Regions from separate parts of the Mus musculus genome. Here regions 2 and 3 are each linked to region 1. A link is a loop called in an ENCODE intact Hi-C map of the cell type or tissue named here. Cell type or tissue: heart. All regions are shown on one strand.

Region 1 (2,500 bases):
CTTTGAATCTTCATACCACCGCAGGGGGTAGCTCTTTGTGCTTGCCTTGTGACCAGTGTTTGGCCCTAGAAAAGTGCTGACAGGAGGAAAGGCAACTCTGCAAAGGCTATATCCCCAGAGGTCTAGTGGATGGAGGCAGGGGCATTCTGGGGTGTGCAGGTCGGCGGGTGGGTGGTGTGCTTGGTCTCTGGGTGGGGATGTGGAATTCCTGGTTTTCCAGAATGTCTTAAGAATACCTACAGCTGGAAAAGTCACCTTTTGAAATGGATTCCAACTCTCTGGCTGCTCTAACCCTTTTGTGTCACTGAGGAAGGGTAAGAGGCCGGGAGGTGGGGGGGGGGGGGTTGAGGGAGATTCCGACTAGTCTCCTCAGAGAGCCAGTGGCAGAGCAGAGTGAATGTTGTTTCCCCATGAATGAGTCTGTACTCTGTATGGAAAGAATGACTGAGTGAGTGAATGGGCAAATGAATGGGGAAGTGTGGCTGGAGAGATGGAAGTGTGGCCAAGGCCTGTGGATACAGATGATATGCCCTTTTCCACATTCCGTTTGTCTGATGCGTAGCAATCTGTCTTGGCCCTTTTCTCTCATCTATGTCTCCCCATACCATCCATTTCAAGTCTAAAGGCCCCAAGGAGGAGGAAGCATTCATACCGGTTCGCCCACCAGGCAAGTGGTAGGGGCAGGATGGGATGCAAAGCCATGTGTCCCTCAAGCCCCTACTCCTCAAGGACCTCTACCAGAGCCAAAGACAAGTTCCATCCATTTCACAGGCAAGGAAACAGGAGACAGGCCCAGAGGGGGGTGCAAGACGGATTACAGGATGAGCTTTAAATCAGGCCTGGCAGGACACTGAAAGTAATGGATTCCTGTTGGCTAGAGCAGTATTCGTGGCCCCTGTGGGCCCAGGCAACCCCCAGAATGGTGTCACCCAGGACTGCCGAAAGGTGGCAGCAGAGGACCATGGGAGGCAGAGTGGATCTTTATTCTGTTTGCCCAGCTCCCATTCTTCAAGCCCCAAATTGGCTACCTTGGTGCCCTGAGTGCAGGCGGAGCCACTGCGTGCGGCAGAAGAGGCCTCCAGTGGTGGGGTAAAGGGGTGTTTACTGAAGAAAACTGTCCCCCAGCAACTGTGAAAGGCGGGGAGGGTAGAAGATCTGAGGGGAAGAAGTGGACCAGTTAGAGCCTAAGAGGGAGAGGGAACTGCAGAAAGAGGGACAGAGAAAGGAACGGAGCTGAGCAGAGATGGAGCAGTGGGCTGAAGGTTCCAAGAAAGCCAAAGCTGGCAACATCTCTATGGGACCAACTACACCCTAGTGGGATCAGGGAACTTCCAGTCTAAACACCTTTAGAAGACTCCCAAGCCAAATTCCCACCTCACAGCAGGGTGCACAGACTCATAGGTGAGGCTGGAGATCACACAGCCAACCTGTCATCAAACACAGACTGGCCTCAGCCTGGATTCTCCCCCAATTCCAGATGAAACAGCAGCCCCTGGCCAGGCCAGTATACTTGGTAAGTACAGGGAAACCCACCCATTTGCCACAGAGTTTAAAACATCTTTCTTCCTTCTTTCTTTCTTTCTTTCTTTCTTTCTTTCTTTCTTTCTTTCTTTCTTTCTTTCTTTCTTCCTTCCTTCCTTCCTTCCTTCCTTCCTTCCTTTCTTTTCTTTCTTTCTTTCTTTCTAACCTCTGGTGCCTGGTCTCTGTACGAGCCTGGCCTAATTTCACCACACAGGTGCACACATTATGTGCTGACAGGACCCGAGCTCTGCCAACCCAGGCCCGCTGGGCTACGTGAGAGCAGCATTGGTGCTATGTCATCATCCGCCCATGTGATCCTATTTTTTCAAACTCAGAATCAGGCCAAATTGTCTAATGCATGATATGACCACAGAATGGAATATTTAAAATTAGGCTCATCCCTGGAAATCTAGGCCATATGCTTACTGTCCTGCTACCCCACCCATTGGCGCTCCCTCACACACAGGCCTGGAGATGCCCCCAGCTGTTAGGCAGGCCCTGCGGCTGAGAATGAGGGAGGTGAAAGAGAGCTAATACGTACTGAGCTCGTGCCATGTGTCAGGCATTTTCCAGCTATTATCTCACTTGCCATGACAACCATTTGCAACAGGCACCCTTATAATCTCCATTGCACAGATGAGGAAACAGGCCCAGACAGCTGGACTGTTAACCAAGGTCCCACGGTGACCAAGGCGGCCGGGTTAGAGTGGACTCTGTGACCCCCAGTGCAGTAAACTGACCCTCTGAGCAGTGACAAAACTAACAGGCAGAAATGCTATACCTAAAGCATATGTAAAGTAAGGAGTAGAGGCCAAATGCCTTGGCCTCCGGAAGGTGTGTCCAGCCTAGGGGCCCCATACACTGAGGGCACACTGTTGCAAGGTCACAGGGCATGAGGTGATTGGGATGGGCTTGCAGCCCATGTCCCCCCAGGAACTATGACTTCAGCTTTCAAATTCAGAAAGACTTGGGAGACAGG
Region 2 (2,500 bases), 83 kb after region 1:
GTCTTAGCTGCTGATCTCTGTGAATTCATCTATTGTTCCCGATTGCTTTGCCGTTGGAGCGCTCTTACCTTTATTTTGCAGATACAGAAACCTGGACCACAGGCTCAAGCATCAAACTTCCTTGGAAACCAGAGCTCCTCAACTCCTCCTACTCCCTGGTTATCCTCGGACTAGGGTGCCCTGCCCTGCTCCCTCCCAGGGCTCTCTCCTGCTGAGCCAGGTGCATCCTCCTGCTGCTCTTCACCTCTACACTCCACTCCCTCCTGGGGAAGCCGCCAGCAGGCTCAGATTTCTCCTCTCCCAGACTGGAGCTCACCAATAGACCCAATAGACCGGGTGCTGCACTCTGAGTTGAGCAAGAGAGACTCAGAACTACCCCCTCTCATCAGTGAGCCCTTCCTGGACAGAAGGCATCCCAGGTTGTGAGCAGGCCTGAGTACAGACCACCCCACCCCACCCCACATACACACATGCCTCACTGGGCAAATGTGGAGTAGGGACACTGATGAGGGCACACTGGAGGAGGTTCCAGCTCATGGTTAGGTGGGATGTCCTCAGGTTTGTGCAAATCACCTCTCGGAATCACAGTGAAGAGCGTAGGGACTCCTTTCTTAATCAAGCTCTGTCTTTGGGTATGGTAAAACCATTAAAACCAGCCCTTCCGGCTTTAGATGGGGAGGGGTAGACTTACAGAATGGGTAAGAATATGCTCAAAATTGCACAGCAAGTCAATGATGAAGACTAATTGAAACCTAAGGCTCCTGACTCTCCCAGGCAAAAGACATTCCCAGTTCCACTCTGCGCTGGGACAGGCCACTGTGCACAAAGCACACTCACATGCACACCCCACCCCTGCACCAGCAAGCACTCATGCATATGCTACCAAGGGAAGCAGCTCTTGGGAGTTGAGTGGGAGGCACCTAGAGGCCCAGATACAAGACTGCGAGACTGGGAGACCGGGATACTAAAAGCGGAGCTGTACACCTAACATTGGAGCAGGCACAGTGGAGGGGAGCGCAGGCCTTTGCCTGCCCTGTGGCCTGCAGATTGCCTGGTGTGCTCCAGAGAAAGGGAGGGAGGGACAGAGAACCTCAGGCTCACAGTTCAGTCTTCATTGATGTTTTTCAGGCTTTGGAGGTCCTGGACAGTCACTAGTCCATCTCAGATGTTCTCTCACACCGGCAGACTCCAGGAGTCCAAAGTCCTGTGTGGGACGCAAACCACCCATACCACCCCTGCCACCCCTGCCACCCCAGCCCCCACGCACCAGCAGTTTTCCAGTCGGCCCTGTGCCACAAGGGGGCACTGGTACTCCATGGCTCAAGTGCGATGGTCCGCAAGCTTTCTCCTGGCTTGGGGGGGGGGGGCAGCGGGAGTTTATGTTCGGCTCCCCCATTCCTGGCACCCTCCCCATTTCCTCTTGGAAGCCTCCCTAATCCTCTTACTCTGAGGGTCACATCCCTGGGCCCGGGGACGAGGTGTTTCATTTTCAGTTTGCCCCCACCGCCTCTGGGGAGCTCACAGAAATGTAGGGAGGGGGACCCCTGGGCTGGGGTCCTTTCTCTGCCCCTCTGGCGACCCCTCTTTCCTGCTCTGTTCCACAGCTTGTCCCTTTTAGGGGTGTCTCTGTATTACCCCCCACCCTCCATTCTCTGCTCTGCCTGTGTCTTCGCCCAAGTCCGTGCTCAGTGGACTGTTCTCTCCTTCTTTTTATTTCCCCCTTAAGGACTTCGAGCTTTCGTTCCCCGTGCTTCCCTCTTCCTTGCATCCTCTCCAGCTCGCTCTTCTCCACCTTTCCTCTCCTGCTCCTTCTACCCTTGCTCTTCTGAAGGTCTGGAACTGCAAGAGTCAGAAGCCAACGTGGAAGGTTCTGGCTCCTGTCCAGCCTTCCTGGAGGCTGCAAGTCGCTCCTGGCTTCGAGTCTAGGGTGCTACAGCCCCCAGGCTTGTGTAGGTAGACAGTGGGAGTCAGGCTGGCAGCATCTAGCTGCTGGAATTTGGGTGTGGATCAGGCTAGATCAGAAACTCTTCAGTTCTCATAGCAGACACAGCTTCTCCTGAGACTGGAAGATTTGAACCCAAAGCCTGGGTGGGGCCTATTCTACAGCCTGGCCCTCGTGTTGTGATTTTTCCTGTATCATCTCCCAGGGGTCTAGTTAGCCTTTATATAGTAGATAGAACTCTGAGGTCTCTCCCATCCCTTAATCCGCCCCCTCCCTATCAGTCAGTCTCTGGAGATCTAAATAGTGCCCTGCTCAGCTTTGCCCTTTGCTCTCACAGCCCCCAACCACCCACCACCCACACCGCACCACTTTCAAAGACTATGTACTGTTGACATTGAGGCCCTGCTGTGTCTCTGCTGCAAGAGAAACAGATCAGGATTGGATTAGGGTCACACTCTCAGTGTGCTGACAGTCTTCTGGGATAGTTGTTTACCAAGTCCAGGGATCCATGGTCTATCATTGCACAGTATCAGTGCACAAGTTTGGGCAGAAGGAAGT
Region 3 (2,500 bases), 240 kb after region 1:
GTTTTGGTCTGAGGAGCATATGGGCTCCAGCTTGCCCTGCCTCACCCCCCCCCCCAGAAAGTATTGCAACCTGAAGGCACATTTTAGTACTCTTCTCTTCCCAGATAGCAGCTCTGGCTTCTGCTCCTTGGCCTGCACCCCATCGATTCAGTTATGCACTAAGGCATGGCCATTCACTGTTTCTATGAATGGAAAGGGGCCTCGGGGATGCTTCGAGCCCTCGGGTACAAAGAGCTCCCTTCCTGTGTCTGCTGGATGCCAGTGAGAGCTCAGGCCAGGGCTGACTGTTAAATCCCCGACCTTACTGAGAAGATTCCTGTTTCAAAAGTGGGCAGAAGATGAAATATCATTGGCCACGATTTGGTACTCAAATGAAGTATGGGTCAAGTGTGGATAGGGGTGGGGTGTCATGAAACGAATTCGCTAATAAAATGTTAAAGTGAAATACACACACACACACCGCAACAGCACATATGTGTGGAGCTGAAACCATACTTGCTAGTGGTCCCCACCCACAGATTCCTGATATGCCTTCTCAGACCATACAAACCACCCTTGTTCCCCACACCCTGTGCTCGCCTTCAGCTATTAGGACACAAGTAGAGGTTTTGGCATCAAGCAAAGCTGTGCTCTGGATGGATTCTGCCACTTCTTAGGTGTGTGATCACAGGCAAGGTACCTTTTTAGTCAAATGAGAGTGGCCCCCCTTCCCTCCGGGCTTTTGGGGGGAGGGAGCTGCATGGGTAACGCCCCTTCCTTCCATACCTGGCACAGGAGGAGCACTCAGTCTGCTTGTGCAGCTACAGAGTGTTAAGTGTTGCTCCTTTGGGCCAAGGCTCATGAGTCTTTTTGGAAGAGAAAAGTGTCCCTTATTTGTCCTCCTATTTCTCACAAACAGTACTTCCTTAACCCAGGGGACTTCTCCTTGGCTGTTCATCAATGTGCCTTGGCAAATGTGGGCCGATGTTCTGGACGGGTGGGGTACAGTAAGCTATTACCTCCTCGCATCTGGGGACAGGATTTTTATGCAGACAGCTCAGGATTTCATTAGTTTGCTTAGCTACCACGTCACACTGCTGGCTTCTGAGAAGTCTGTGGTCAACAGAAAGCCCTTGGTCTTTTTTGACACATAGTCTTATAATGTTATACTCCTGCAGCCTGTATTTGGGAAGCTGGGTTTTGAATCTTCAAGCAAGGTTTAACATATGCTCCTACTCAGTTTGATCTGGCTGGCTGATTTGGGCTCCCTGGTTCCAGTCTATGGAGATCCCTCCCCCCTAATTTTTTATTTCAACCTATTAGCTGTCCTTTGTGTCCAGAGCATGGAGTCTCTGGAGATTTAGTGGTGATCAGACTTTCTGTGGCCTCTTCCACATCACCAGCAACCTTCTGTGTAGGATGGTACAGAGGCCTGGGGCTCTCTGGAAGCTTCCAACCAACTCTGTCTTGGTTGACATCAGTCAAGTCTCTTTACTTTGAGCTCTTCAGCAACTCACCACATCTAAGCAATGCCAGCTCACAAGAACACAGTGATAGTCCTTGTCACAAGCTGTGCTAAACTCCAGACATAGCCACACAATAAAATGTCAGTGTAGTTACAAATGTAAATGGGGCCAAGCTGGCCCAAACAAGAATCCATTACTTGGGGCTGGAGAGATGGCTCAGTGGTTAATAGCATTGACTGCTCTTCCAGTGGTCCTGAGTTCACTTCTCAGCAACCATCTGTAATAGGATCCGATGCCCTCTTCTGGTGTGTCTGAAGTCAGCTACAGTGCACTCCTATACATAAAATAAATAAATCTACAAGCCATCTTGTCAGCCCTCACATTTTATTTTAAGTCAAGGTTTTTCCTATATAGAACTCACTCTGTAACCTAGGCTGGCCTCTAACTCTCTATCTTCCTGCCTCAGCCTCCCAACTGCTAGTATGTGCCTTTCTGAAACCGACATTGACTCCAGCATCACCCAGGTCCTGACTTACTAGCCTCTTTTTGCACCTTGGTACCCTCTTTCCTTAGAGACAGCTCTATCAGGGACAAAGGTCTTGGGGGAAGCTTTGGACCATGCTTTCTTTCCCATCCCTGAGCTACCAGCCAGCTTCTCCTCTGGCCTTTCTTGGAATCATGTGATGCTCTAGCAACCTGACAGTGGCTCTCCCTATCTGTATATTTTCTTTGATACAGTCTCTCCTCTCTCTGAAGCTCAAGCTGTCCACGAATTTACATCAATCTTCTTGCCTTTGCCTGGAGTCATATGATTATGGGTATGAGCAACCATACCTGGCCTGTCTCTTGATTTCATTACTGTCTGACCTCTCGCAGTAATGATAAGCAGTTTGATGAAGCTTCCTTTTCAGTCAGGGTCTTGCTATGTAACCCAAGCTGGTTTTTACTTCTATCCTCTACCTCAGTTCCCTCCTGGCATGTGTGTGCCAACACTCTTGATTTCGAGACACTTTTTTCTTTCCATTTTATGTACACATATGTGTACACTGAGTTTT

The links. Hi-C counts contacts between places; a loop is a spot of excess contacts. Peaks named below come from ENCODE experiments on the same cell type or tissue, not always from the same donor. Only the 100,000 strongest peaks of a DNase experiment are listed, where the experiment ranks them.
Region 2: a loop joins it to region 1, with 5 times the contacts of the local background. A loop is called at or near these places in 7 of 42 quality-filtered maps.
Region 3: it touches region 1 in a loop (2.2-fold over the local background); 2 of 42 quality-filtered maps call a loop at or near these places.

Annotation. Positions count from the first base shown.
Region 1 is chrX:99,656,701-99,659,200 of GRCm38, reverse strand. No RefSeq gene overlaps it. Among named protein-coding and RNA genes, the nearest start is that of Gm41898, 53 kb to the left of the region's middle. In heart, a CTCF peak has its summit at 941 (motif pointing right); a DNase peak (open chromatin) is centred at 950; H3K27me3 peaks cover 2,113 bases.
Region 2 is chrX:99,573,762-99,576,261 of GRCm38, reverse strand. No RefSeq gene overlaps it. Among named protein-coding and RNA genes, the nearest start is that of Gm31155, 18 kb to the right of the region's middle. In heart, a CTCF peak has its summit at 1,300 (motif pointing right); no DNase peak of the experiment used is centred here; H3K4me3 peaks cover 494 bases; H3K27ac peaks cover 288 bases; H3K27me3 peaks cover 1,881 bases.
Region 3 is chrX:99,420,706-99,423,205 of GRCm38, reverse strand. All of the region lies in intron 6 of Gm14812 (predicted gene 14812), which reads left to right. Among named protein-coding and RNA genes, the nearest start is that of Gm14812, 22 kb to the left of the region's middle. In heart, no CTCF peak of the experiment used is centred here; a DNase peak (open chromatin) is centred at 945.